Regions from separate parts of the Homo sapiens genome. Here region 1 is linked to region 2. A link is a loop called in an ENCODE intact Hi-C map of the cell type or tissue named here. Cell type or tissue: Calu3. All regions are shown on one strand. Links, peaks and the distances in the headings refer to the core of each region. The heading gives the core; the rest is flanking DNA.

The links. Hi-C counts contacts between places; a loop is a spot of excess contacts. Peaks named below come from ENCODE experiments on the same cell type or tissue, not always from the same donor. Only the 100,000 strongest peaks of a DNase experiment are listed, where the experiment ranks them.
Region 1: it touches region 2 in a loop (5-fold over the local background); 2 of 110 quality-filtered maps call a loop at or near these places.

Annotation. Positions count from the first base shown.
Region 1 is chr12:110,303,046-110,318,927 of GRCh38, reverse strand. All of the region lies in intron 5 of ATP2A2 (ATPase sarcoplasmic/endoplasmic reticulum Ca2+ transporting 2), which reads right to left. Among named protein-coding and RNA genes, the nearest start is that of ATP2A2, 30 kb to the right of the region's middle. RefSeq lists an enhancer at 4,216-4,295. In Calu3, for the core only: no CTCF peak of the experiment used is centred there; a DNase peak (open chromatin) is centred at 5,757.
Region 2 is chr12:110,241,185-110,257,066 of GRCh38, reverse strand. No RefSeq gene overlaps it. Among named protein-coding and RNA genes, the nearest start is that of ATP2A2, 32 kb to the left of the region's middle. In Calu3, for the core only: no CTCF peak of the experiment used is centred there; DNase peaks (open chromatin) are centred at 8,826, 9,306, 9,426, 11,376 and 1 weaker place.

The DNA of each region.
Region 1 (15,882 bases), core at 4,975-12,974, 62 kb before region 2:
ATCAGGCACACCAACTCGAAGCTAAAAAGCTCCAAAGCCTCCCAACACTTGGGAAATATGCTACCTTAGAGTTTCTATGTTTAATTGGCTTCTATTAGAAACTGATCTTTGTAGAAAGATATTGAAGAAACATAAATCCAAAAAACCTGCCATAGACTGGGCACGGTGGCTTATGCCTGTAATCCCAGAACTTTGGGAAGCTGAGACAGGCAGATCACCTGAGGTCAGGAGTTCAAGACCAGCCTGGCCAAGATGATGAAACCCCATCTCTACTAAAAATACAAAAATTAGCCGGGTGTGGTGGTGGGTGCCTGCAATCCCAGCTACTTGGGAGGCTAAAGCAAGACTATCGCTTGAGCCTTGGAGGCGGAGGTTGCAGTGAGCCGAAGTTGCGCCACTCCAGCCTGGGTGAAAGGGCGAGACTCCATCTCAAAAACAAACCAACGAACCTGCCATATTCTAGTATTTTCTTAGCTAGAGGGACCATCACATCATCTTGACCAACCAATGTCCTCTTCATTTTATGCACAGGAACTCAGGCTAGGAAGTAAAAGTAGCCTTCTCTAAGGAAGCTCAATTAATGAAAACCTTTGTTTAACTTGCTGTGTGACTGTTACATTCCTTTTGTTGATATCAGAGTCAATTTAGGGTTGACTCTATTAGGAAAACAGGTTCTTAGAGTTAAAAGGTTCATGAAAGTAAAGGTCCACCGAATACTTTTCAAGTGAAGACACAACAATTTCCCTTTGTCTGGAGAGGCTTCTGTGAATTTCAGACAAAGGATTTTGTGCATGAAGAGCAGGCTAGGCTGTTCCGATGATCACATCCTGTAACATTTCCCTGGTGAGGCATGTCAATGCTCTTAGGGCAAGTGGTAGTGGAAAATTCTTACTCTTGCCAAAGGGATGCTCTGCAATTTTTTCTTCCAAATGTTTTTCTCTGACTCTTTGGGTGGAGGCAGGTACAATAAAAGAATAAACTCTGAATTACCTTCCATTTAACATCTGACACCTTTCAAATTCAGCTCTTGAAAATCCACAGCTCTTTAATTTGCTATTACAATAAAGATTTCCAATCAGAACAAAATCCTCACAGTATACTTGCACAAGAGTTCAAGTAAGAGTTCATTAAATTATCAGTTTGCCACGTTTTAGAACTCCATGCAAACGTTTATAAGCCATGATACTGAAACATTATTTGTACCACTTATGTCAAATATAAATACTGATGGTTAAAACTACCATTATTCAAGCCGGGCATGGTGGCTCACACCTGTAATCCCAGCACTTTGGGAGGCCAAGGCGGACGAAGCATTTGAGGTCAGGAGTTTGAGACCAGCCTGGCCAACATGGTGAAACTCCGTCTCTACTAAAAATATAAAAATTAGCCCGGCATGGTGGCGGGCGCCTATAATTGTAGCTACTTGGAGGCTGAGGTTGCAGTGAGCTGAGATTGCGCCACTGCACTCCAGCCTGGGTGACACAGTGAGACTCCATCTCAAAAAAAACCCAAACAAACCAAAAATCAGCATTATTTTTTTAAAAAATCCTTTTTATTAATCAATTGTATTATGCATTTTAAAAACCTAATTTATTGTGGCAAACACCAGTTATTAAAATCTTTTATAAGAAAAACACTATTTAAGACCAGAAATTACCTTCTAAATGCCACTGTTGTTTTTGAATCTAAATGGCTCCTAGGAAACACAAGGCATAACAGATTTATCTTAAACTACTTAAACATTTAACTGTGACTCAAAATTTTCACCGTGTTTCCAATTTGAGTCATAAATTTTGTAGTTTAGCAGAGACTGAATGAAATTCTTCATTTGAGAAGCTCTACTTGACTACTTTAAACTACTTCCAGGCCTCACGGTGAACAGGGAAGGAACATTACACAATACCCCATTATACTACTGTGGTTTGCTCCCAATCTGTTTCTTAGACAGTACTGTCTTTAAAATGGCAAACGTGATCTCCTCCTGTTTTAAAATCTTTCAACAGCTTCTTTGGCATCCCAACCCGGGCTTATAACAGCCTCCATGACCCAAGTGCTGTTTGCCTGTCACCCTCTCACCTCCCTCTGAGCATCACACACTATGCTCTTCAGTTCCTCTAACTTGTTTCTGGGCCTTCACATACCCTTTCTTCTCCCATAAATAGTAAGGCTTTCCTCTAACTCCCAGATTAGGCTGGCATCCCTCACTGTGTGCCCACAGAGCATCCTGTCCTTTCCTTACACTCGCATGGTCTTCATGAATCTTCCCCACTAAAACCAAAAGCTCCATAAAGGCAGAGTCACTCAGACATCACTGATTTCCTAGCCCTACCACTATACCTGGCACACAGTGGGTGTCAAATAAAATATCTGTCAATGAATAAAGCATTTGGCACACATATTTCCTTTAGTATACATGTAGCAAAAGACTTCTAATTACCAAGTTGAAGAACATCACGAAGCTAGAAACAATAAAAAATCAGGGTCCAAAGAGATAACAGCTTTGGTTAAGCTAAATGAGGTTCAATAATGGTAGTTGCTTAAATTCTACGTTTAGACTAAAACCAAAATAATCTATGCCAGTAAAAGTCTAGAAATTTAGGAATGGGGGGATGGGAAGAACACCTAAGAAAGACTGTAGTTTTAGCTGGTAGAGTAATTAAGACTGCCAAAGAAATTTCCATAGACTGTCAGAAGACAAAAAATGTCTAGAATGACAACCAGACTCCATTTACATAACTGCATTCAATCTGGGTACCAAAGAGAACTACCAAGATGGTAAAGCGTTTGAAACAAATGCTAAGACTAACTTGGAAATAAACATTTTATTTTATTTTACTTTTTGAGATGGAGACTAGCTTTGTTGCCCAGGCTGGAGTGCAGTGGCATGATCTCGGCTCACTGTAACCTCCACCTCCCAGGTTCAGGCGATTTTCCTGCCTCAGCCTCCCGAGTAGCTGGGATTACAGGTGCCCACCACCACACCAAGCTAATTTTGTTTGTTTGCTCTGTCACCCAGGCTGGAGCACAGTGGCGTGATCTCAGCTCACTGCAACCCCCGCCTCCTGGGTTCAAGCAATTCTCCTGCCTCCCTCCCAAATACCTGGGACTACAGGCGTGTGCCGATGCGGCCGGCTAAGTTTTGTATTTTTAGTAGAGATGGGGTTTCACCACGTTGGCCAGGCTGGTCTCGAACTCCCAACCTCAAGTGATCCACCCACCTAGGCCTCCCAAAGTGCTGGGATTACAGGCGTGAGCCACCGCACCCGGCCAAAAATAAAAATTTTAGGATACGCTATACTGCTAACATTTGACAGTCCTAGTACTGCCACAAACTGCCACATGCTCCTGGATAAGTTACAAACTCTGAGTTTTAGTCTTCTCATCCCCTAAAATAAGGTTTCATAAGCTCCCCTTCAGATCTAAACTGGTGATAAATCAGATTTCTATGTGGCTCCAAATTAAAAAAGCTAACATACACAACAGACAAAATATATTTTAGCTCATAAGGAATATTTTATAATGAACTGACTAAAAAAATGACACTGATCATTAAGCAAGTTTCCAGTTACTAGAGTTATGGGGGTAGAAAGGTAACCAATTCATTAGATGTTGCAAAGGCAACCATGCACTAAGCAATGTTAGAGTACTCCAGCCTACCTACCAACAGAGATTTTTATCACAAAAGAAAAATGCACGTTTAAAAGGTCAAACACCATTCTTCTTCCCCTCTTTCAACAGATATATATACAGTTAACAGTATATTGCCGGGCGCGATGGCTCACGCCTGTAATCCCAGCACTCTGGAAGGCTGAGGCAGGCGGATCACAAGGTCAGGAGAACGAGATCATCCTGGCTAACATGGTGAAACCCCGTCTCTACTAAAAATACAAAAAATTAGCCGGGCATGGTGGCGGGTGCCTGTGGTCCCAGCTACTTGGGAGGCTGAGGCAGGAGAATGGCATGAACCCAGGAGGCGGAGCTTGCAGTGAGCTGAGATCATGCCACTGCACTCCAGCCTGGGCGACAGAGCGAGACTCCATTTCCAAAAAAAAAAAAAAAAAGTGTATCTTCTGGATTTTCTGGACATCTCTTTATGTACAACATTCACTAAAACAATATTAGACCTTTTATATTTATACATACCTGTCTCATTTTAAAAAGTGGCTGTATAGTAATAATAAGCAATGAAATTTTGAGACTATTATTTCTAGACCAGGTACTGCTGGAACAGCTTCACAGGTTACTAATTCAATCTTCACAACTCTAAGGAGGGATCTATTATCTTTACTCCCTCCCTGTTTATAGATGAGGAAAATGAGACACTAAAAGGTACTTGTTCAAGGCCACAGTATTTCACAACCATACCATGAACTAAATGAATCATCCTCTATTTTTATGGCTATCTAGTTATTTCTAACATTTCCTTTTACGGTGTTACAGGGTTAACATCTTCGTCTGTTATCTTTTACTTTTGCATACAAATGTATACTCCCACCAAGTTTATGTCCCTCCTGTTTCCCCATTCTCTCAATCTTGTATTTTTCTGGCACTGATAATGCCAAGCCCTTTGTTTTACTTTTTTTTTTTTTTTCTTTTTTTGAGACAGAGTTTCACTCTTGCTGCCCAGGCTGGAGTGCAATGGCACGATATCAGCTCAGCACAAACTCTGCCTCCTGGGTTCAAGTGATTCTCTTGCCTCAGCCTCCCAAGTAGTTGGGATTACAGGCAAGCGCTACCATGCCCAGCTAATTTTGAATTTTTAGTAGAGACAGCGTTTCTCCATGTTGGTCAGGCTAGTCTCGAACTCCTGACCTCAGGTGATCTGCCCGCCTCGGCCTCCAAAGTGCTGGGATTACAGGCATGAGCCAGTGTACCCGGCCACCAAGCCCTTGGTTTTCAAAAGTTCCATTATCGGCCGGGCACAGTGGCTCATGCCTGTAATCCCAACACTTTGGGAGGCTGACGGTGGGTGGATCTCTTGAGGTCAGGAGTTCAAGACCAGCCTGGCCAACATGGTGAAACCCCGTCTCTACTAAAAAAAAAATACAAAATAGCCAGGTGGGGTGGTGCACACCTGTAATTCCAGCTAATGGGAAAGCTGAGGCAGAAGAATCGCTTGAACCCAGGAGGCAGAGGTTCCAGTGGTCCAAGATTGCACCACTGCTCTCCAGCCTGGGTGACAGAGCCGAGACTTTGTCTCAAAAAAAAAAAAAAAAAAAAAAGTTCCATTATCTTTTAATATAAAAGTTGGTCACAGTTAAATCTGCCCATCTAGGTGGTTTGGTGTTAATGCTTAGGAAAGGTGGTTCCCATGGCCAGCAGCGGTGGCTCACACCTGTAATCCCAGCACTTTGGGAGGCCAAGGCAGATGAAGCACTTGAGGTCAGGAGTTTGAGACCAGCCTGGCTAACATGGTGAAACCCCATCTCTACTAAAATATACAAAAAATTAGCCGGACATTGTGGTGGGTGCCTGTAGTCACAGCTAACGGGGAGGCTGAGGCAGGAGAATGGCGTGAACCCAGGAGGCGGAGCTTGCAGTGAGCCGAGATCATTCCACTGCACTCCAGCCTGGGCGACAGAGCGACTCCGTATCAAAAAAAAAAAAAAAAAAAAAAGGAAAGGTGGTTCCCAAACCACATGGTTTCTTCTCCTTTTTCCAAAATCTTCATCTCAGTAGCAAGAATGAAAAGGTTGGCACTTCCTGGTACTGTGACTACCACTGAATCATGGGGAGTAGAGAGGAGGTGATTACAGGAAATCAGGAAGGAAATGCCAGCCCCATGAAATCAGGTCAGGCTTCAAGATCAACTGGCCTATCATGGTCTGATGGTTGAGGAGAACTCTCATTTCTCACAGTTCTTAATGTCTTAGCTATTCTGACAGTGCTCAGGGGCTCTCAAACTCAAAAACTCTCTATGCTGATTTTTGTTTTAGACTATTTTGCTCTTCTGCTTATCCGTTTTCTAGAGTAATAATTTATACCTTGGCTTTGGAAACAGAGGTATAGCTTCCAGGATTTACAGAACAACTAAAGCAATTTTTCTTTTTTGTTTTGTTTTCTTTTTTTTTTTTTTTTGCAACAGAGTCTCGCTCTGTCCCTCAGGGTGGAATGCAGTTGTGCAATCTAGGCTCATTGCAGCTTCCATCTCCTGGGTTTAGGCGATTCTCGTGCCTCAGCCACCCAAGTAGCTAGGATTACAGGCATCCACCACCACACCCGGGTAATTTTTGTATTTTTAGTGAAGATGGGATTTCACAGTGTTGGCCAGGCTGGTCTCGAACTCCTGGGCTCAAATGATCCGCCTGCCTTGGCCTCCTAAATTGCTGGGATTACAGGCATGAGCCACCATGCCCGGCCTGTACTTCAGTTTTCAAAACTAAATAGCTAGAATCCTGAGGTGGACTTTCTGAGGAGGAGGACAAATGAACCTCCTGAAGTTGCACACAAGATTTTCAATATATGTTTTTGGGGAAGAAAGTCCATAAATTTCATTAATTCTCAAAGGGACTGTGATCTAGAAATGATTAAGATCTGCTCTAGAGCCTTGCTACTCAAATTATTGACCTGGGAGCTTATTAGAAATGCAGAATAATCAGGCCCCATTTCAGACTGAACCAATCAAAACATACATTTTAACAACATCCCCAGGTAATTCCTGCACACATGAAGTTAGAGAAACATTGATCTAAGCAGTGTGCAAAATCTTAAGGCTCCCCACCCCCCGAACTTTTTTTGGGAGACAGAGTTTTACTCTGTCTCACTCTGTCACCCAGGCTGGAGCATACTGGCACGATCTGAGCTCACTGCAGCCCTGACCTCCCAGGCTCAACTGATCCTCCCACCTCAGCCTCCCGAGAAGCAGGGACTACAGGAGCACGTCAACATGCCCAGCAAATTTTCATTTTTTATTTTTTTAGAGACGGGGTCTTTCCATGTTGCCCAGGCTGGTCTCAAACTCCTGAGCTCAAGTGAACCTCGTCTCAGCCTCCCAAAGTGCTGGCATGAGCCATGGCTCCCAGCCTCACTATGCAAGTTTTTAAAACTTTTTTTGTAAAGACAAGGTCTCAATATGTTGCCCAGGCTGGTCTCAAACTCCTGGGCTCAAGTGATCCTCCTGCCATGGCCTCCCAAAATGCTAGGATTGCAGGGATAAGCCACTGCACCCAGCCAACACCTTTTTTTTTTTTTTTTTAAACAATTCTCTTTTCATATTTTACAAAAGACTTTGGTACAGAGATTGTTGTGGCCCACAAAACCCAAAATATTAGCTGGACGCTATAGCTCACACTTATAATCCCAGCGTTTTTTTTTTTTTTTTTTTTTTTTTTTGAGATGGAGTCTCGCTCTGTCCCCCAGGCTGGAGTGCAGTGGCGCGATCTTGGCTCACTGCAACCTCTGCCCCCTGGGTTCAAGTAATTCTCCTGCCTCGGCCTACCGAGTAGCTGGGATTACGGGTTACGGGTGCCTGCCACTGCACCCGGCTAATTTTTGTATTTTTAGTAGAGACGGGGGTTTCACCATCTTGGCCAGGCTGGTCTTGAACTCCTGATCTTGTGATCCACCCGCCTCCGCCTCCCAAAGACCTGGGATTACAGGCTAAGGCAGGAGGATCACTTGAGGCCAGGAGTTCAAGACCAGCCTGAGTGACACAGTGAGACCTCATGTCTATAAACAAACGAACCAACCAACCAACCCACAAAGATAGTATGCCAACTCCTCTGCTCTACAGCAGACTGACTACTCTGTTTTGTGTTAAAGAGCATTTAATGTTTGCTAAATGTTTAAAGCCAGTCAATTCCAACCCCAACAGCTTTCTAAAAGCAAAAAAAAGTCCACATGGACTCATGGCCATACTATCTAAATCACACTTTTTAGAGCAAGAAAGCTCCTTGAAACAGTACTCCAATTACCTAATTCTGCAGAGGTTAATGTACATAGTCCAATGTCATGCAGAACTAGGATCATAATCCAGGTTCTTATATGAATCCACTCATCTATTTCACAACTCTGCCTTTTACTCAACTGCTTCAAAAGCAGTTTATACCTGCTACTAAATCTCAGTACTGCATGTTAACTGTCTGAAGTAAAAGTTTCCTTCCTTTAAATTGAAAGTTTTCTTCCTTTAAATTGCTGTCAAGTTTAAGAATTATTCTTTTTATTCCCGAGTAAATCTTGAAATTGCTGGCACCCTGTTGGCTATTAAGTCTTCATTTTAGGAAATAAAATTATCAATTTCTGTACAAGTGCTAAAGCAAATGCAATTTTAAGATTGTGTTGCTTCCACTACTTAAATCTTAAAAGATGATTCGCTCCAGAGTATATACTACAAGACAGAAGTCATCTGAGAATATTTATTTCCTGGTGCTATTCATCAACCCTGGGTTACCAAGATACATAAAGTTTGTTTTAAACAACCCTGAAAACAGTGTTCTTAAGAAGTCAATAAATAACCCCTGCGGCATATACTAGAAGCCCCAAAATTCTAAAACTAAGACTTCTAGCTGGGAATGGTGGCTCATGCCTGTAATCCCAGCACTTTGGGAGGCCAAGGGAAGAGGATCCCTTGAGCCCAGGAGTTTGAGACTAGGCTGGGTAATACAGGGAGACCTTGTCTCAAAAAAACATCCCACAAAACCATGGCCGGGCACGGTGGTTCATGCCTGTAATCCCAGCACTTTGGGAGGCCAAGGGAGGCAGATCACTTGAGGTCAGGAGTTCGAGACCAGCCTGGCCAACATGGTAAAATCCCGTCTCTACTTTAAAAAAAAAAAAGGAAAAAGAAAAAAAGAAAACAGAAATGACTTAGGCTATTATAGCTTGATTCACTTTCATGTCAGCAGATAATACAGAAAGCTTAAAAACAATGACGTTCATTTCTTATAAGATTATGTACAACTTCACTACTTTTGGTTTCCATCCATCCGGAGAAATATTTTCTTGGCCTTAAGATAATGTAGAATTACTGTGGCTTCTTAAGAGGTGAACATGTGGGTCACTTTCTCTTTTTTTTTTTTTTGAGTCAGGGTCTCACTCTGTTGCCCACGCTGGAGTGCAGTGGCTTAATTTCAGCTCACTGCCACAGCCTCGACCTCCTGGGCTCAGGTGATCCTCCCACCTCAGCTTTTCAAGTCGTTGGGACTACAGGTACGCACCACCACGCCTAGCTAATTTTTGTATTTTTTGTAGGGATGGGGTTTTACTATGTTGCCCAGGCTGGTCTCAAACTCCTGGACTCAAGTGATCTGCATGCCTTGGCCTCCCCCAAAAGTGCTGAGATTACAGGCATGAGCCACTGAGCACAGCCTATGTGCGGGTTATTTTCTCCATGTTTTTATTTGCCATATCAATTTCATTTGGCTCTTGTGTTCTAGATACTTAAGACTCACATTAGCATTTGCTATGTATGCTTACCCAGTTTCTCTTTGGAATGATTAGCTGGTATAGCAACATATAAAATTTAGTTTCCTGGCTGGGCATGGTGGCTCACACCTGTAATTCCAGCACTTTGGGAGGCTGAGGCGGGCGGATCACTTGAGGCCAGGAGTTCGAGACCAGCCTGGCCAACATGGTGAAACCCTGTCTCTACTAAAAATACAAAAATTAGCCGGGTGTGGTGGCGGGCACTTGTAATCCCTGCTACTAGGGAGGCTGAGGCAGGAGAATCGCTTGAACCCAGGAGGCGGAGGTTGCAGTGAGCTGAGATCACGCCCTTGCACTCCTGCCTGGGCGACAGAGTGAGATTCCATCTCAAAAAAAAAAAAAAAAAAAAAAAAAAAAAAAAAAATTAGTTTCCTTAAACTCTCTCTCCATATCTCCCTCAAAAAACCACCTATTCCAGCTTAGTCTTTGAAAAGTTCAGCCAGAACCATCCTACCAGATATCTTCCAAAAGCTGACAAAGAATTTTAAAGTCAGGAGATGACCCTTACATTCCAAACAGTGACTACAAAAAGGTCTGTTCCTTTCTGCAAATATCAAAATCGTTAAGTCAGTACTTTTTTATTTTCAGCTTCGAATTAGTTTACAACACTCTCCAGTTTTCCAACACATCTGAAAAACCCCTTCACATCCAATTTCATAATGTAAATGAAAATATAAAAGTCACCATGTCTAAAAGCACAATTTATGCCATTTAATCTTTCAGGCTACGCAAATAGTACCTTCGACTGACAAGAAAAAATTCAGAATTAAAGTTCACTCTATAGTTTTCACAAAACTGAATTATCAGGCTAAATGCTAGATTGCACAGTCAATTTGATTACTAATTCTAAAAGAGGTGGAAGTTTAAAAGGCTCAACGTGTATAGTCTTAATAAAATAAATACCTATTTATCTGGCCCAGGTTATACAGTCACGGTATGCTTTTCCAAAATGTTCCATATAATAGTTGCAAATGCCTTAGAATTATATCTTACCCAATTCAATGACCTGCTGGTCCTAGTAACCCAGCAAACTATCATTTCTGATTTGCATATAAGTTTACAAACACCATGAAAGGTCACCAGAGTATACTGACAACCTAAATATTACAGCTGTAACTAGGCTTCCTCAACATGATAAAGGGCACCCGCCTATGAGACCCACACCTATGTCACACTTCACTGTGAAGGACTGGATGCTTTCCCCTACGATCAGTAAGACAAGGATGTCTGCTCTTGGTACTTCAACGTTGTATTGGAGATTCTAACCAGGGCAATTAGGCAAGAAATAAAGGGCATCCAGACTAGAAAGAAGTAAAAACATTTTCATTTGCAAATGCATGATCTTGTATATAGAAAATCTTAAGGAACCCATAAAAACTATTAAAACTAACTAATGAGTTCAGCAAGATGGCAAACTACAAGATCAATACGTAAAAAACTATTTCTACACGCTAGCAAAGAACAATCTGAAAATGAAATTGAAAAAAGAATTCCTAACTCAAGGCAAATTAAAGACTTAAATGTAAGGCCTCAAACTGTAAATATCCTAGAAGAAAACCTAGGAAATACTCTTCTCAACACTGCCCTAAGCAAAGAATTTATGACTAAGCCTCAAAAGCAAATGCAACAAATAACTTGACAATTGGGACCTAGTTAAACGAAAGAGTTTCTGCACAGCAGAAGAAATCTATCAACAGAGTAAACTGACAACCTACAGAATTGGAGAAAATAATTGCAAACTATGCACTCAACAAAGGACTAATATCCAGAATCTATAAGGAACTTAAATCCACACACAAACACACACACAAAATCACTGTTGAAAAGTGGGCAAAGGGTATGAAAAGACACTTCTCAAAAGACAACAATCAAGTAGTCAACATAGGAAAAAATGCTCAACATCACTAGTAGAGAGATGCAAATCAAAACCACAATGAGATGTCATCTCACACCAGTCAGAGTGACTATTATTGCTGGGCACGGTGGCTCACGCTTGTAATCCCAGCACTTTGGGAAGCTGAGGTGGGAGGATCACTGGAGCCCAGGAATTCAACTACTAGCCAGGGCAACATAGTAAGACCTCATCTCTACGAAAAAATTTAAAAATGAGCCTGTCATAGTGGTGTGTGCCTACAGTCCCAGCTAACCTGGAAGGCTCAGGTGGGAGGGTCACTAGAGCCTGGAAAGCCATGGCTCAATGAGCTATAATCATGCCACTGTGTTCCAGCCTGGGCAACAGACTGAGATCCTGCCTCAAAAAAAAAGAAAAAAAAAAAAAAAAAGGTGGTGGGGCTGGGGGGAACACTTATACACTGCTGGCAAGAATGTAAACTAGTTCAGCCCCCGTGGAAAGCTGTTTGGAGATTTCTCAAGAAACTAAAAACAGAATGACCATTCAACCCAGCGATCCCATTACTGGGTATATATCCCAAGAAAAAGAAATTGTGGCCGGGCGTGGTGGCTCACACCTGTAATCTCAGCACTTTCGGAGGCCAAGGTGGGTGAATCACTTGAGCCCAGGAATTCGAGACCAGCCTGGGCAACATGGTGAGACCTTATCTGTACGAAAAATACAAAAATTAGTTGGGCGTGGTGGGCATCTGTAGTTCCAGCTACAAGGAGGCTGAGGTGGGAGGATGGCCTGAACTCACAAGGAGGCTGAAGTGGGAGGATGGCTTGAGCTTGGGAGGTGGAGGTTGCACTGAGCCAAAATCGCACCACTGCACTCCAGCCTGGGCGACAGAGTGAGACCCTATCTCAAAAATAAATGTGGTATATATACACCATGTGATACTACGCAGCCATGCAAAAGAATGAAATCATGTCTTTTCCAGCAAAATGGATGCAGCCAGAGACTATTATCCTAAGTGAGTTAACCCAGAAAACCAAATACTGTCTGTTCTCACTTGTAAGTAGGAGCTAAACACTGAGTACACATAGCCATTAAGATGGGAACAATAAACACTGGGCACTCCAAAAAGTGGGAGGGAAAGAGGGGCGAGGGCTGAAAAACTATCTGTGAAGTACTATACTCATCATCTATACTCATCATCTGGATGACAGGATCAGCAGAAGCCCAAACCTCAGCATCACACATTAAATCCACATAACAAACCTGCACATGTACCTTGAATCTAAAAATTTTAATTAAAAATAAATATCACTAGGCCGGGCGCGGTGGCTCACGCCTGTAATCCCAGTACTTTGGGAGGCCAAGGCGGGTGGATCACGAGGTCAGGAGATCGAGACCATCCTGGCTAACATGGTGAAACCCTGTCTCTACTAAAAATACAAAAACATTAGCTGGGCATGGTGGCAGGCGCCTCTGGTCCCAGCTACTGGGGAGGCTGAGGCAGGAGAATGGCGTGAACCCGAGAGGCGGAGCTTGCAGTGAGCAGAGATCGTGCCACTGCACTCCAGCCTGTCATAGCGGTGAAAGAGCGAGACTCCGTCTCAAAAATAAATAAATAAATAAATATCACCAATAGGCCAATTTCAAGTTACAAAAAATTATTCCAATTACAAATATTCCCCCCGCCAAAAATGCAATAACAAAAGAAGCACAAGACTTGAACACTGACAACCAGTGTTGAAAGAAATGACAGACCTTAAAAAAAAAAAACAAAAAAAAAACAGACATCCCTATGCTCATGGATCCAAAGACTTGATATTACGACCATATTTCCCAAACTCATCTATAGATACAACACAATTCTTACTGAAAATACCAGCTTGCTTTCTGCAGAAATTGACAAGCAACTCTTAAAAATTTATATGTAAATGTAAGGAACCCAGAATGCCCAAAATTATCTTGAACAAAGTTACACTCCCAAGTTCCCAATTTCAAAAAATACAAAACGACAGCTAGCTATCAAGACAGTATGGTACTGACCTAAAGACAGAGATCAATGGAGTAAGAATAGAGTCTAGAAATACATTCTTGCATTTGTAAATTAATTTTTCACAAAGGTTGCAGGACAAATTAGTGAAGAAATCTTTTCAACAAATGGTGCTGAGACAACTAAATATCCACATGCAAAAGAAAGCAGCTGGATCTCCTACCTCACACCATAGTTTTTGCTGTTGTTGCTGTTTTTAAAGAGGCAAGGTCTTGCTTTGTTGCCTAGGGTGGAGGACAGTGGCAGGATCATAGTAGCTCACTGCAGCCTCCACTCTTGGGCTCAAGTCATCTTCGTACCTCTGCCTCCTGAGTAGTGAGACTACAGGCCTGTACCACCTTGCCTGGCTAATTTAAAAGTGTTTTTTTCCTAGGCTGGGCATGGTGGCTCTTGCCTATAATCGCAGCACTTTGAGAGGCTGAGGCAGGCGGATCATTTGAAGTCAGGAGTTCAAGACCAGCCTGGCCAAAACGGTGAAACCCCGTTTCTACTAAAAATACAAAAATTAGCTGAGTGTGGTGGTGTGCACCTGTAATCCCAGCTACTCGGGAGACTGAGGCGGGAGAATCGCTTGAACCCAGGAGGCGGAGGTTGCACTGAGCCGAGATCATGCCACTCGCTGCACTCCAGCCTGGACAACAGAGCAAGACTCCGTCTCAAAAAGAAAAAAAAAAGTGGTTTTTCCTGCCTCAGCCTCCCAAAGTGCTGGGATCATATAGGTATGAGCCACGACGCCTGGATCATATATACTGGCTAATATATAAAGTCTTTGTGACCTTCAATTGGCAACAGTTTCTTAGACATCACACCAAAAGCACAAGCAACAACAATGTATAAGTGGACTTTATCATATTAAAAACTTGTATGTTACAAAGTATGCCATCAAGAAAGTGAAAAAAAGGAATCCCTATAGAATGGGGAAAAAATTTTGCTAATCACACCTCATAAGGCAGGATATGTAAAGAATTCTTATACCTCAACATTAAAAAGACAAATAACCTAATTTAAACAGGCATTTCTCCAAAGAAAACACACCGATGGACAATAGCCACATGAAAAGATGCCCAACATCATTAAGAAATTAGGGAAACGGACGTCAAAACCACAATGATACTCACTTCCTGGGTAAAACTTTAAAACGATAGACAATGACATGTCTTGACAAGGATGTAGAGAAACTGGAACTTGTATACATTGTTGGTGGGAATGTAGAACAATATCACCACCATTCTGAAAGACAGTTTGGTAGCTGCTCAAAATGTTAAGTATAGAGTCACTATAGGCCCCATAATTCCATGCTTAGGTACATACCTAACAGAGAGAAAATGTTATGTTCACACAAAAATTAGTACAAGCATGTATGTACAAGTTATAGCACTATTCATTACTCATAATAGACCAAAACTGGAAACAACCCAAATGTCCATCAACTAATAAACATTATTCAGCAGTAAGGAATGAAATACATGCTATATTCATGAACGAAATGTAACACTATGCTAAGAGAAAGCCAGTCACCAAGATTGACTCCATTTATATGCAATATCCAGAAAAACAGACAGTAATCCACAAAACAGATAATAAACTGTGGTTGTCAGGAACTGGTGGGAGGAAAACAGGGCAACAACTGCTAATGGGTATGGGTTTTTCTGAGGGTGATGAAAATGTTCTGGAATTAAGATAATAATGAGGATCACACAGACCTTGAATATACTAATAATCTGGCATTCAATAATTGTATTGAAGGCCAGGTGCAGTGGCTCACGCCTGTAATCCCAGCACTTTGGGAGGCTGAGGCAGGTGGATCGCTTGAGGCCAGAAATTCAAGACTTGCCGGGCCAACATGGCCAAACTCTGCCTCTACTAAAAATACAAAAATATTAGCCAGGCGTGGCTGGGCGCGGTGGCTCATGCCTGTAATCAATCCCAGCACTTTGGGAGGCCGAGGAGGATGGATCACGAGGTCAGGGGCTTGAGACCATCCTGGCCAACACGGTGAAACCCCGTCTCTACTAAAAAATACAAAAATTAGCTGGGCGTGGTGGTACGTGCCTATAATCTCAGCTACTCGGGAGGCTGAGGCAGGAGAATCGCTTGAACCAGGGAGTCGGAGGTTGCAGTGAGCCAAGATCATGCCACTGCACTCCAGCCTGGCAACAGAGCGAGACTCGTCTCAAAACAAACAAACAAACAAACAAACAAAAAAGCAAGCAAGCCAGGCATAATGGCCCAAGCCTGTAATCCCAGCTACTCGGGAGACTGAAGCAGGAGAATCACTTGAAACTGGGAGGTACACAGGTTGCAGTGAGCCGAGATCACACCACTGCACTAGAGCCTGGGTGACAGAACAAGACTCTGTCTGTATAATATTATAATAATAATTGTATTGAACACACACATACACTTCAACTGTTTGTTCTGCACAGCAACTATGTTTACATTAGCTGAGCCTATCATATACTTCTGATTTCAAATTTCATTCATAGAGAACTTACGATAACGTTACAACAGTCAATATGACAGTTCTGTCCTTAAGGTGCTCACTGCCTAGTAGTATGAC
Region 2 (15,882 bases), core at 5,040-13,039:
CCCCGTCCCACTCTCACCTCCCTTGAGGAAAAAAGGAATGTAAGTGTCCTGAGAAGAGAAAGCAGAGGGCATGGGCCGGCTGGCTTGGTTTGGTACTTCCTGAATAAAACTGTACTATCTCCAGGACAGCTTGACAGTGCACATTTGAGCTTCCGTTTAAGGGAAATCTCAATCTCTGACCTTTCCTCTGAGATGGGGCAATTCTGCAAGAGCCACACAGTGTGGTTGCGGGTGAGAGGGAGGAAGGAGGGGCCACAGGGACACAGTCCTCATTAAGACTGAGGTTCTGCGGGAAATGCTGAATCTGAAAACATTCTTCCCCTCCATGATGCACCCTTAAAGTAGCTTCATCCAGACTGAAACTCAAGGCTGGGCATGGTGGCTCATCCCTGTAATCCCAGCACTTTGGGAGGCCGAGGTGGGTGGATCACCTGAGGTCAGGAGTTCAAGACCAGCCTGGCCAACATGGCAAAATCCCATCTCTAGTAAAAATACAAAAATTAGCTGGGTGTGGTGGTGAGCACCTGTAGTCCCAGCTACTCGGGAGGCTGAGGCAGGAGAATTGCTTGAACCTGGGAGGTGGAGGCTGCAGTGAGCCAAGATTATGCCACTGTACTCCAACCTGGGTGACAGGGCGAGACTCCATCTCAAAAGAAAAAAAAACAAAGAAACTAAAAATCAACACACACACACACACACACACACACACACACACATAAGTGCTAACAGGAATGATGACACTGCTCTCTGTGATAATTATTCATGGATTTACAACTGCCTAATAGATGCATGAAAGAAAAATTCAACCTCACTAGTAATCAAGAAAATGTAAATCAACTCAAAGGGATAGTATTCCCACCTATCAAACGGAATTGTTTTTAAAGAGGGCCTTCTCTTCCGCCTGCTGGTGGGATTGCATGCTGGCTTTCTGGAAAGTCACTTGATAACACGTAATGATACTTTAAAAAGAATGACTCAGTAATTTTGCTATAGGAATGATTCTAAAGAAATCACAAGCCGGGCGTGGTGGCTCATGCCTGTAATCCCAGCATTTTGGGAGGCCGAGGCGGGTGGATCACCTGAGGTCGGGAGTTCGAGACCAGCCTGACCAACATGGAGAAACTCCATCTCTACTAAAAATACAAAATTAGCTGGGTGTGGTGGCGCATGCCTGTAATCCCAGCTACTTGGGAGGCTGAGGCAGGAGAATCACTTGAACCCGGGAGGCGGAGGTTGCTGTGAGCCGAGATTGTGCCATTGCACTCCAGCCTGGGCAGCAAGAAGGAAACTCAGTCTCAAAAAAAAAAAAAAAAAGATAAGAGATAAGAGATGTGAACAAAGATGTTTTATGCAAAGATGCTCATTACTTCATGATCATAGCAAAAGAAAAAAACCTTAAATGTCCAACAACTGTAACTGTTCATCACAGTAAGTCCATACTGGAGAATATTACGGAGTCATTAAAAATGGCCATTGGGGCTGGCCAGGCACAGTGGTTCATGCCTATAATCCCAGCATTTTGGGAGGCCAAGGTGGGAGGATTGCTTGAACCCAGGAGTTTGAGACTAGTCTAGGCAACATGGTGAGACTCTGTTTCTACAAAAAAAATTAAATTTCCGAGCATGGTAGCACACATCTGTAGTCCCAGCCACTCAGGAGGCTAAGAGTGAGAGGATTGTTTGAGCCCAGGAGCTTGAGGCTGCAGTGAGCCGTGACTGCACCACTGCACTTTAGCCTGGGCAGAGCGAGACATTGTCTCAAAAAAAAAAAAAAAAAAAAGTCATTGGGCCAGGTGTGCTGGCTCACACCTGTAATCTCAGCACTTGAGAGACTGAGGCGGGAGATCACTTGAAGCCAGGAGATCTACCTTAGAGGGTTGCTGTGAGAATCACATGTGATAATCTATGTAAACTGCTTAGCAGAGAGTTCCTGGTTTACTATACAACTAGGTAAGGCCGGGCGTGGTGGTTCATGCCTGTAATCCTAGCACTTTGGGAGGCTGAGGTGGGCAGATTGCTTGAGGCCAGGAGTTCAATACCACCCTGGGCAACATGGCAAAACCCTGTCTCTGCAAAAAAATACAAAAATTATCTGGGTGTAGTGGTGTGTGTCTGTGGTCCCAGCTACTCGGGAGGCTGAGGCAGGAGGATCACTTGAACCCAGGAGGTTGAGGCTCCAATGAGCTGTGACCATGCCACTACACTTGACCCTGTCTCAAAACCAAAAAAAAAAAAGACTAGATAAATATGAGCAATGATTATTTAATAATGGACATGTGGCCGGGCATGGTGACTCACGCCTGTAATCCCGGCACTTTGGGAAGCCAAGGCAGGTGGATCACCTGAGGTCAGCAGTTCGACACCAGTCTGGCCAACATGGTGAAACCGTCTCTACTAAAAAATATAAAAATTAGCTGGGCGTGGTGGTGGATGCCTGTAATCCTAGCTACTTGGGAGGCTGAGGCAGGAGAATCACTTGAACCTGGGAGGCGGAGGTTGCAGTGACCTGAGATTGCGCCAGTGCACTCTAGTTGGGCGACAAGAGCGAAACTCCATCTCAAAAGAAAAAAAAAGAAAGAAAGAAAAGGACATGTATAATTTTTTATAATGAAAAAAATTCCAGTTCATGCTTTCTTTTTTTTTTTTTTTTTTTTTTTTTGAGACAGAGTCTCACTCAGTCACCCAGGCCGGAGTGCAGTGGCATGATCTCGGCTCACTGCAACCTCCACCTCCCCAGTTCAAGTGATTCTTGTGCCTCAGCCTCCCAAGTAGGTGGAATTAAAGGCATGTGCCACCACACCCAGGTAATTTTTTTTTTTGAGACAGAGTCTCATTTTGTTGCCCAGGCTGGAGTGCAGTGCCACAGTCTTGGCTCACTGCAACTCTGCCTCTTAGGTATAAGCAATTCTCCTGCCTCAGCCTACCAAGTAGCTGGAACTACAGGCACATGCCACCATGCCTGGCTAATTTTTTTGGTTTTTTTTTGAGACGAGTCTCGCTCTGTCACCCAGGCTGGAGTGCGGTGGCGCAATCTCAGCTCACTGCAAGCTCCGCCTCCCGGGTTCATGCCATTCTCCTGCCTCAGCCTCCTGAGTAGCTGGAACTACAGGCGCCTGCCACCACGCCTGGCTAATTTTTTGTATTTTTAGTAGAGATGGGGTTTCGCTATGTTGTCCAGGCTGGTCTTGAACTCCTGACCTCAGGTGATCCGCCCGCCTTGGCCTCCCAAAGTGCTGGGATTACAAAGATGAGCTACTGTGCCCAGCCCTTGTAATTCATGCGATTTTAAAATAACATTTCAGAAGAATTTTTGATGAACTGGAACACAAAAATAATAAATAGAAAAGCAAGATACAAACAATATGTGTGCATATAACCCCATCTTCCAACCTACACACATATGCATAAAGATATGTGTGCATTTCAAAAACAAAGAGATTGTTTTGCCCCAAATACTACCAGTAGTTAAACTGTAGATTATGAATGATTCTTCTCCTTTATTCTTTAATGTATTTTCAAAGATTTCTAAAATAAGCACTCTTCTGGTTTTTCAAAAGTGAAACTTTAAAAAAGATCTAGAATCTGCTGTCGGGAGAACACACAGAGGGAAACTGTGACCTCCAGACGTCAGCAGCCCGGCTGCTGGTGTCATGCTCCACAGAAAGCCGAGTCACCCCTTTGGGGCCAGGGTGTCCTGTGAAATATATAGACCAGGGTCAGGCCAGCTCACGAGGCCCAGTGGCCTCGGCAGACCTTTCCGGGGAGTGGGCACTCTGCCACCCCGGCCCATATCTTAATGAGATAATGTATGTGAAAGCACTTTGCCAAAGAGAAAACTCTATCCAGATAGGTGATTGCACGGCTTATTCTGGAGAAAGTAGGCTCTCAGAGCACATTCTATTAAGGAATTTCACACTCTATCTCCTCCTCCAAACTCTTCTCTTTTTCTCCCTCCCCTGAACAGAAATATATTTAGCAACCCTATCTAAATCCTCTTCTTTCCCTTAATTTGATTAAGGAGGAAGGGGAACAAGGGATGGAATGGGGGGTGAGGGGAGCGGGGTGGCTGAGCTGCCGGGAAAGATTAGAGGAGCTGCATGTGTATCTCCGGCCGAGCGATGGCTGAGTGTGGACAGGACGAGGGCCTCCTGGTACTTAGTGCAGAGGCACAGAGGACAGAGGGAGGGGACACAGTCAATCACGGAACACGCTTCTCTGGGAGAATGAGGACCAAATCAGGGAGGGTCCAGCTTCTGGGACTAACTTGGGGAATGGGAGCCATTTCCTATGGGAGGCACTGGATACTGAGTCTCCTCTGCTTTCCTGGCGCCTTGGGTCCTCAGAGCCTCAACAAGTGCCAGGAGGGCTGAGCGCGGTGGCTCACGCCTGTAATCCCAGCACTTTGGGAGGCCGAGGCAGGCAGATCACGAGGTCAGAAGATTGAGACCATCCTGGCTAACATGGTGAAACTCCGTCTCCACTAAAAATACAAAAAATTAGCCGGGCGTGGTGGCCGACGCCTGTAGTCCCAGCTACTCGGGAGGCTGAGGCAGGAGAATGGCGTGAACCCGGGAGGTGGAGCTTGCAGTGAGCCCAGATCCCACCACTGCACTCCAGCCTGGGTGACAGAGCAAGACTCTGTCTCAAAAAAAAAAAAAAAAAAAAAAAAAATCCCAGGAGGCTGCATGTGCTGAGCTCTTGCTATGTGTTTGGTACTTTCACATATTCACATAGATCAGTGAATGTATTCTTTCTTTTCTTTTTTCTTTTTTTTTTTTTGAGACAGGGTCTCACTCTGTTGCCCAGGCTGTAGTGTCACAATCACCGCTCAGCCTCCCAAGTAGCTGGGACCATAGGTACACACCATCACACTCAACTAATTTTTTTTTTTTTTTTAGTAGGGATGAGGTCTTGCTATGTTGCCCAGACTGGTTTTGAACTCCTGGACTCAAGCCCACCTTGGCTGCCCAAAGTGCTGAAATTACAGGTGTAGGCCACCACACTCGGCCGGAATTTATTCTTTTTTTTTTTTTTTTTTTGAGACAGAGTCTTGCTCTGTTGCTGAGGCTGGAGTGCAGAGGCACAATCTCGGCTCACTGCAACCCTCTGCCTCCTGGGTTCAAGCGATCCTCCTGCCTCAGCCTCCCGAGTAGCTGGGACTACAGGCACTCACTACCATGCCCAGCTAATTTTTGTACTTTTTTAGAGATGGGGTTTCACCATGTTGCCTAGGCTGCTCTCAAACTCCTGGGCTCAAGCGATCCCCCGCCTCAGCTCCTCAAAGTACTGGGACTACAGGTATGAGCCAATGCGCTCGGCCTGAATTTCTTCTTTTTTGTTTGTTTGTTTTGTTTTGTTTTGAGACAGGGTCTCGCTCTGTCACCCAGGCACTTTGGCTGGCCTGAGTTTATTCTTATGAAGTAATTTGTCTTTACCCACGAAGCTGATGCTGAGAGATTGTTTTGCCCAAAAGAATACAGTTGTTAATGTGTGGGGAAAACAGGATTGCAGTCCAGTTCTGCCTGATTCCACTGCTCTCCCTGGCAAATATTATCCTCCAGAGAAAATAACAGCAGCCAACGCTGACTTAGCCCTACTCGCCAGGCACTGCTATGTGCCTTAAAATATGGTATCTCATTAAATCCTCACAGCACCCCTATGAGGTAGATACTATTATTTTTACGTTTTTCAGATGGAGTCTCGCTCTGTTGCCCAGACTGGAGTGTAATGGCGCGATCTCGGCTCACTGCAACCTCTGCCTCCCGGGTTCAAGTGATTCTCCTGCCTCAGCCTCCAGAGTAGCTGGGATTAAAGGTGCGGGCCACCATGCCCAGCTAATTTTTGTATTTTTAGTAGAGACAGGGTTTCACCATGTTGGTCAGCCTGGTCTCGAACTCCTGACCTCGTGATCCAACCACCTCGGCCTCCCAAAGTGCTGGGATTACAGGCATAAGCCACCGCCCCCAGGCGAGGTAGATACTATTAATAACCCCATTTTACAGATGAGGAGCCTGAGGCATACAGTAAGCCATTTACATTACAGAGCTGGGAAATGGCAAGAGTAGGGACTTGGAGAGCCTGTGAGAGTGGAGAAATGTTGGGTATGAGGCATGCAAAATGAGCAGGCCCCTCTGTTTTATGTGTGTCTCTTCTGATGGTCTGGTTGCTCCGCAAGGACAGGGACCTTGTCTTGTTTATCCTGTATTGCCAACCCGAGCACAATGCCTGGAACAGAAGGAATGTTTGCTGCAAGAACTAGTGGTACCTGATAAACTTGGCTAAGCAATTGTCTCCACTGGGGGCCAACTTGGTGAGGATTAAGTGAGATTTATTTGTCTAGGGATTTCCAAGTCTAAAATGTCATGCTACTGGGCTTTGGAAAAGGCTCCATTGGCACTGGGGATCCCTGCAGGAGGCTTCAAAGGTGACCAGGACCTTGACAATGGGCAGGCCCAGGGAGATGCAGGGAGACGGCTCCAGCTCCCCTTGTGGGGTTGGATTCAGACCAAGGTGACAATGGGCGGGGGGGATCTGGCACACACTCCCCACTGTCCCCTTCCACAGGGACATCTCCAAACTCCAGGGGATAAAACAGTATAGGAGATGGAGGGAGTGAGCAGGTGGGTAGGAAGTGTGCCGCCCAGGCAGCTCATAGAGACAGGAGAGAGGGAAGGTGGGAGATTGGTGTTTGAATTAACAGGAACTCTAAGACTTTTCTAGAAGTAGATTTGAAAGAATAAAGGGCAGGAATTTGTTTTCTTTTAGAAAAGAGGACTCCTCCAGGAAGGGTCGTCCAGCTTCAGCAAAAGTCTCTCATTGACTAATAAGCCCCTCACTGCCTTGTAGTCTCCTATGCCTCAGGGTAAGGATTCAAGCTTCTCTCCCTTTTATACCCGGTGAGGAAGGCTACCAAGGGGCAGAGAACAGAAACAGCCACCAAGTTCCTGGGCCAAGTCCAGGGCTTCCTGGACTGTATTCAGAGAGCTGTGGCTTTTCTCTACCACTTGCAACAGCTCTTGGTGTCTTTATGTGAGCTGCTTATTAACCAGAGGATATCAGGACACTGGGAGGGCAGAGCTTGTGCTGGTTGCCAGTGAGAGTAATTCAGAAACACAGAGTGGGGCAGAGCTGATGTGTGCAGCCGATGTGACGGACAGAGGTGCCTGGCGGGGTGGAACAGGCTCTGGGCACCGTGCAGGAGCAGCATACTGGAGGGGCCTGTGGCCTATGGGGATGGCCAGGAAAGGCAGGGTCCCCTACCAACACTGCAGGCCACCCCCAGGACGAAGGCATGGCGAAGGGCACTGATGGCAACTGGAGGCCACCTGTTGGAATGGGACATGGCACTGGACCGACACTCCCTTCTCACAGTCACACATGGAGGGAGCCGTTTCCACCTTATGGAAACTCCTCTATCATCCTCCTTTTCCAAAGAGACTGCTTTTCCAGAAAAGGCCCTGAGTAAAAGATTCAAATCCCAGACATCCTCTTCCCTCTCTTCCATAAGCTGCTGATGATAGTCCCCGTCTACAGAGTCAGTGTTGATGGGCTTCACCTGCCAGCTGACCCCTCAGGGTCAAACCAAGGAAGCAGAACACCCATGGGCCCTGAGATGGTTCCTGACACCAGGCCACAGAGCAGCTTCCTGCTGTGTCTAAAGAAACACGGATTAGCCATGCTTTGGCCGGGCTGCAGTGCTATGTGTCTTAGGTTTCAAGCTGGTACCAGCTGCACTGAGGGGAAATGGTTGGGGAAGTTCTCCCGTTTGGCTTCTTTCCACATGGAGGACGGCAAAAGGAAGAGGGAGCTTAGAGCTGCCATGCTGGTACTGATGCCTTAAAAATGATGATATAAACACAGCCACAGGAGTCAGCCTGTGAGTCCCTGATGGGGACCAGAGGAGAAATGTCCTGACTTACCCTTCAGCCCACACTCTGCAAACAGAAGTGACCCAGCCCTCATCTATCACCTCAAAAGCTAAACAACTTCCTCAGACAGCCCCATGGAATATAAATCAGGAGGGCCCTAGCTTCTAAGAAACCAGTACACAACTACAGCCCTCAGAAATACTCATCCTCATCTTCTTTCTTCCTCTCCTTTCAGAATAGGGTGCTAGCAAGTCTTATCTGCAGATGAGGCCAGGCAAGGTGGCTCATGTTTGTAGTCCCAGCACTTTGGGAGGCTGAGGTGGGTGGATCACTTGAGGCCAGGAGTTTGAGACCAGCCTGGTCAACATGGTGAAACCCTGTCTCCACTAAAACTACAAAAATTAGCCAGGCATGGTGGTGCACGCCTGTAATCGCAGCTACTCAGGAGGCTGAGCAAGGAGAATCGCTTGAACCTGGGAGGTGGAGTTTGTAGCGAGCTGAGATTGTGCCACTGCCCTCCAGCCTGGGCAACAGAGTGAGATTCCATCTCAAATGAATAAACAAACAAACAAACAAAATAACTGCAGATGAAGTAGGAGGTCACCTTAAGCATGTTACTCAAATTCTCTGAGCATGGGTCCTCATCTGTATCTATCTCATGGGTTTGAGGTGGGAGGTAAATGAGATCATTCATTCAGTTCTTAGTATAGTACTACCTTGATAAATATCATCATTTCAGCAGCTGAAGGCCATTCTCAGGTATAAAGAAGGAAAAACAACACTTCTATACTAATCCCAAACAAGAAGGCTATATGGGCCAGGGCTTCAGTGATTCATGATGTCCAAGCCTTCTTGCTCCTGCTCTCTCTCACGCCAAGTCTGTGCCAGACCTGGTTGCACTTGGCAACCTCAGCGCCTCCAACTTGTTTGAATTCTCACAGAGAATCCCAATGGGTACTCCGACCTGCTGGCGCAGAGACAAATTCAAACACACTGGGGTGGCAGTGAAATGTAGTATAAGAAATAGTCACAAGGAATGTTCAAGCTCTCAGAATGCCTGCAGAGCTGGGGTTTACACAGAGGGCCCCACTTTTCCAGACAGGCAGGGTAGCGAGCTTACAAATTATTTCCTTTCATGCATACTTTCACGATAGCATCATAACACATGCAATAAACACGTTTGGCTCCCTACTGAACAGGTACAGACACGACAGCTTTTCTGTTTTAAAGCTCCTGAATGCCAAAGCCTTCTCCGCTGCTCTGATGCCCCAAACTTCCCTGCCTGGGAATTGGATCTGGGGTAATGAGTGACCCAGCAGGCAGAGATGACAGATTCCTGCCTAATGTAGCAATGCTGGGACAACCTGGAGTATCTGGTGTGGCGGGCAGGCACAGGCAGGATGGGAGAGGCAGCCGTGAGTACACCAACCTTTGTCCCTGTTTGCTCTGGGAGAGGGCAGGCCCTGCCAATGCTGCTCTCCTCTCCTGGTGCCTCTGCCTGGGGCTCTTGGCTAGTCAAACCTCCCCGGGGACCTGAGACGACCTGACCCTGGTGGGTGGCAAGCCGAGACCTCTTCAGGCAGTCAAAGGGTGCTCTGGCACCTCTGACATGACACAGCAGGTGTGGGGCTTGGAGGCCTGCGTGCTCCTGCCCCCTGAGGAAGCCTCTTTCCTTCTGGCTCCTTCCCAGCTGAAAGCTTATCATTAACTAGCCGCCCAGAAAATGATGACCTACTCCAGGGCACTCCTTGGTTCAATCCACTACAGGGTCCGAGGGAAACACAGAATGACAGTGCAGAGCCTGAGCTGGGCAGTGTTGCGTGCCTTCCTCTTGCCAGCCTTTGTCCTCTGGGGCAGGGGAACACTCCTTTTTTAGCCTTGCTTACTGCCATATAAGTGGGTGTCTTGAGGAACCTGTGTGTTCTTTCTTCTGGCAAGGCTGCCCAGTTCTCTGGTTCCCCAGGTTAGGTACAAACAGGGTGACAGAGATACACGTCTGGTGGGGAGGTGGGGACACTCTGGCTCTTGCGTGAGAAATCCTCCTGCTTGCTCTCTCTCTCTCTCTCTTTTTTTCCTGGATGACACTGCTGGGGCTTGAAGCAGGTTGATCCTGAAAAGCAACTTTTCTTGAGAAAAGTCTGAGGGTTTTCTCTTTTCCTAGGAAGCTAGGCCCTGGCCCCCTGGCCCCTTCACCTTATGGAGGGCACTCCCTCTGCCAGGGCCCTCCCAGCTGGCAGAAGCGCTTACAAAGGTCAGAGAAAAGCATCCTTCCCTTTCACAAATAAACAAACCCAATCCATGTGCTGGAGGACTTAGAGTATATTAATAGCCAGATATTTTGTTTTCCTATTCTGGTGCTTATCCCCTTCCACTAGGATGAAAGATAAGAGAACACAAAATGTTCTCCATCAGCTACCCTTCTCCCCTCCCCCAGGGAGAGGCAAGCCAGGGGAGTGCGCTCTTCTGTTTAAAGCCATTCCTGATGGAGGAACCCTGAGAAAATAGACTTAAAAGTTTATATTCAGTCTCTCTTGGCTACTGTTGCTGCTCAGCAAAGAAACTCTATATTGTTTAAACCCTCCAGGCGAACGGGTTGCAAGGCAACCTTCAAACAATAGAAAATACCCCAAACTAAAAATAAAGGCATTAAGAGATGGAAAGCATGGTGGTGCTTTGGTGAAGTGATTCCAGAATTGGGGCAAGGGAGAAGGTCGTTGATCAGGCTGCTTGTGTGTGACATCAGCCCGTTTGCCTGCTCTCATCCTTATCAATTGAGTTTCTTATAATCCAGACATATGGGGTCCCGCTTCTTTTTATTTCTGGACTCTCAGTCCTCTCACTGGTCATCAACTGCTTTGGGCGGGAGGGTGTCAAAGGCCTGTAAGGTTGGGTGCCTCCTGTCCTCAGGAAACTTCCTAATCAATGCACTTATCCCACTGGCTCCCAGCTGACAAGGAACAGCACTTCCATTCCTGAGAAATCCTTAGAAACCCAAGGACAGACAGGGCTGGGGCCCAACTTAATCATAAGGTTCTTACAGGAAGAAGGCAGGAGGGTCAGAGTTGGGGAGGACACGTGAGGACAGAAACAGGCTGGAGCGACGGGCTTTGAAGACGAGGAAGAGGCCACAAGCCAAGGAATATGGGCAGCCCCTAGAAGCTGGGAAAGAAAAGGAAATGGCTTCTCCTCTAGAGCCTCCAGAAGGAACACGGCCAAGCCAGCACCTTGATTTTAGCCTTGTGAGACCCACTTTGCACTTCTGGCCTCCAGAAATGGAAGATCATGCATTCATGTTGTTTTAAGCTACTGGATTTGTGGTGATTTGTTACAACAGGAGATTAATACAATCATGAAAAGGAGAACCCGAGGAACTTTCATAAGGACAAGGAGTTGACAGTGAGTTCCTGGGCACTGCAGGCAGGTGACTGGGAAGCCTGGTGCTGCCCTGGCCCTGCCCTCAGTGACTGCTGCTCTCTGGCTGTGTGCTCTTTGCCACAGATGGAGGCCAGCAGGGGGCACTGAGCCAGCAGGGCTGCCTTTAAACAATCAAACACACATCAATACAAAGGCTGGGGCTTTGCCCACGGAGAGGGCAGGCTGATGGGTGTATTATCCAATAAGCAGACCTGAGCAGCGGGGACGTTTTCACCCATGACCCTTGGCCCACCCCAATCAGTGTCACTCAAAGAGAGATCAGACTGGAAGGGGAAACTGGAAGAAAGAAAAATACATCACCTCCACCCCCTACTCCAGGTTGCTGTCCAGCAATTACTGAAGATTCCCTTGGACTTCTCTGGAAGGAGACATGTAAGAGACTTCAAGGCAGGTTGTGAGCAAGTTTGCCTTCTCTCTGTCTATTCTCTGATTAAATGTCTTCTAAGGACATTTTCTTCTCTGGTATAAGAGAGCCTAGGAAATCCTACCTCAAAAAAAAAAAAAAAAGGTGAAGACCAATAATTTACTCTGTTCTCATGACATTTCTAGGAGACAAGAACCATCAGTCCCATTATATAATTTGGGACCCTGAATTACAGAGAGGGCAAGCAACATGGACATGGCCACACAGCCAACCAGAGCGATTCACTCAAAGCAAAACGCAGCTCTCCCGGCGCCTGCACTGGTACTGCCCTCTGTGTGCTCACGCTTAGTCTCAGGCTCTGGCTAACCGGGTCAGTAGGGCGTGGCCTCTGGGTAGGTGGTCCTAGTGGAATGCAGAGATAGAAAACCATTAAACCTGTCATCACAGGGCAAGCTACTGACGCCTCAGTGGGAAGATTTTCCAGACCAGAGCTCTGAATTGCTCTGGGGTGTGTGTGTCAGTTTGGAAGGTAATCAGGGGAGGAGGGAAGGTCCTAAATAACAGCCAAGTCAAGGTATTTGCACTCTACTTTGCATAAATAAACCCACAAAGAGCTTTCATTTTTTTCTAGCATCAATACAAATCTTTTTCTAGCTTTTTTCTTATTCATCTGCCCTGTTTCTCCCTCCCTTTATCATTCTTCTGAGACCGCCTGGAATCTACCTTTAGGAGCAAAGCTAAAAGATTCTCCAAACTCACTGCCAGCGGATTGAAGTGGCTTATGCCGAACAGCTGCTGAACCTTCAGGACCAGCTCTATGAGGGCCCACGGCTCGGCATGAACGCCAGCAGCTCCACACACTGTGGGCGATCTCCACTGCCCTTTCACGCAGAGAGACTTCTGCAGAGCCACCCTCATTTCTTTCTTTCTTTTTTTTTTTGAGACAGAGATTCTCTCTGTTGCCCAGGCCAGAGTGCAGAGGCGTGATCGCGGCTCACTGCAACCTCTGCCTCCTGGGTTCCAGCGATTCTCCTGCCTCAGCCTCCCAAGTAGCTGGGACTACAGGCGTGTGCCACCATACCTGGTTGATTTTGTATTTTTAGTAGAGATGGGGTTTCTTTCTTTTTTTTTTTTTTGAAACGGAGTCTCACTCTGTTGCCCAGGCTGGAGTGCAGTGGTGTGATCTTGACTCACCACAACCTCTGCCTCCCGGTTTCAAGTGATTCTCCTGCCTCAGCCTCCCGAGTAGCTGGGATTACAGGTGTGCACCACCGCACCTGGCTAATTTTTGTATTTTTAGTAGAGACAGAGTTTCGCCATGTTGGCCAGGCTGGTTTCAAACTCTTGATCTCAGGTGATCCACCCGCCTCGGCCTCCCAAAGTGCTGGGATTATATGCGTGAGCCACTGCGCCTGGCCAGATGGGGTTTCACCATGTTGGCCAGGCTGGTCTTTAACTCCTGACCTCAAGTGATCCACCCTCCTCGGCCTCCTAAAGTGCTGGGATTAGAGGTGTGAGCCACCATGTCCAGCCAACCTTCATTTCTTGCCGCCCAAATTTTGTGACTCTCAAAGGCTATGAAAGGATGCCTCTGTTTTCCTTAAGATATAAAGAGAGGGAAATGGAGTGATTTGGTTTCAAATGATATTGTCAGGTCTTAAGTATTTTAAAAGCATAACAAGCCTGGTTAACATAGTGGGGCCCCATCTCTACAAAAAATTTAAAAAATGAGCTGGGCATGGTGGCGTGTCCCTGTAGTCCCGGCTACTCAGGAGGCTGTGGTGGAAGGATCACTTGAACCCAGGAGTTTGAGGCTGCAGAGAGCCATGATCACGCCACTGAACTCCAGCCTGGATTACAGAGCGAGACCCTGTTTCAAAAAAGAAAAGTGTGTAGCTGAGGCGACTGTGAGCTTTCAACCACTGGGGACCTTCTGCCCATCCTACATGATAACTGTTGCTCTTGCATCACCACAGCCAGCGCACCTCCTCTACTGTGGGCAATCTGAGAAAACTGCACAACACTCAACTGTCCTCTAATTAGACTAAAGAATGAGTATCAACAAATGGGGAAATGGTCTGCAAGATACTGACACAAGGAGAAACCCCCCGTACCCAAGAATTTGGCAGTACTTATGTAGCATTACACAGACAAGAACAGAGACACAGTCTCCTGGCCAGTTAGCTGGCCACACAGAACTGTACTTACACAGGTAGAAGTCAAGATACCCTTAGAGTCTGCAGCTGCTTTCCAGGCTCCCATAAGAGCTCCTGATTAGCATCTGGGTCTCCTGGATCCCTTGATAACAGAAAAACAGGTAGTTTGGGGGCCAGAGAAATATTCTAGGTCCTAGGATCCAGTTTCCAGATCTTCAAATTTTTTTTATTGTAAAAATATGCATAATAGGCCAGGCGTGGTGTCTCATGCCTGTAATCCCAGCACTTTGGGAGGCCAAGGCAGGCAGATCACATGAGGTCAGGAGTTTGAGACCAGCCTGACCAACATGGAGACACCCCGTCTCTACTAAAAATACAAAACTAGTCGGGAGTGGTGGTGCATGCCTGTAACCCCAGCTGCTCAGGAAGCTGAGGCAGGAGAATCACTTGAACCTAGGAGGTGGAGGTTGCGGTGAGCCAAGATCGCGCCATTGCACTCCAGCCTGGGCAACAAGAGTGAAACTCTGTCTCAAAAAAAAAAAGCATAATATAAAATTACCATTTAAAATGTAAGTTCAGTGGCATTAAGTACATTCACACTGTTGTGCTACTATAACCACCATCCTAGATAGTACAAAACTTTTTTTTTTTTTTTTGAGATGGAGCCTTACTGTGTTGCCCAAGTTGGAGTGCAGTGGCGTGATCTTGGCTCACTGCAACCTCCACCTCCCGGGTTCAAGTGATTCTCCTGCCTCAGCCTCCTGAGCAGTTGGGATTATAGACATCCGTCACCACTCCTGGCTAACTTTTTGTATTTTTAGTAGAGACGGGGTTTCACCATGTTGGCCAGGCTGGTCTTGAATTCCTGGCCTCAAGTAATCTACCCACCTTGGCCTCACAAAGTGCTGGGATTACAGGTGAGAGCCAGTGTGCCCGGCCCTAGATAGTATAAAACTTTTTTAGTGTGTGTGTGAGACATGGCCTCTTTCTGTCACCCAGGCTGGAGTGCAGTGGCACCATCATGGCTCACTGACCTCCCAGGCTCAAGCGATCCTCCCACTATAGCTTCCCAAGTAGCTGGGACTACAGGGGTGTGCCACCATGCCTATTTATTTTTTTTAAATTGTTGTTTTCTGTAGAGACAAGAACTCACCATATTGCCAGGGCTGGTCTCGAACTCCTGGGCTCAAGTGATCCGCCCGTCTCAGCCTCCCAAAGTGCTGGGATTACAGGAGTGAGCCACCACACCCAGCCAGTGCAAAACTTCTATTAACTAGACTCTGTGAAGACCACAGCAAGGTGATTTCGTTGAAAAGGCTCTGCCTGAACATCTTTCATGGTATCTCAAACTATGATATCCCTAAGAAAGGTACCAAAAAATCCTTTTGGCCTCAAAGAGAGTAGCAACAAACCCACTCGTGTGCTAACTCCCCATTCCATTTTCTTTTCAGGCTCCACCGTCCCCACCACTTAGCAGTGACTTCAGAGCCGATCCAAATCTGAAGAGGAGCTTCATCAGCTCCTCTTAGTATCCAAATCTGCCCCCACCCCTGCTCATCCCTTTCAGTTTATCTGGGTAATTGCATGTTTTCATACATAAATGAAAAGCAACAATTGCAAGGCTGAGGAGTAAAGGTGGTATGGGCAGGTTCCATAACAGAGAGGTTTCCAGAGAATGACAAAATTGGGGAAGACTCCCTGGTCTGGAAGAAATGTGAAGCTGTAAGAAAATAGCTTGAGAGAGGACTGTTGGGGGAAACGCAAGAGAGCACAGAGGGATGGAGGTGTGAGTGGAAAGGGGTGGTGAGACCTATACGTTATTGATTCCAAAATCTTTATTTATCTTTATCTCCAGCCCTGACCTCTCTCTGGAATGCCAGACTCATAAATGTAGCTCCTACCTGACAATTCCTCTTGGATGTCTAACGGGTACTTAACATGGACAAAGCAGAACTCTTCATTTGACCTGCCCTACCTAAGTCTGCTTCTCCCTTAATCTTTTCTAACTCAATTCATGAAAAAATCTGAAAGTCATTGCTGATAGCCCTTTCTGTGACTCC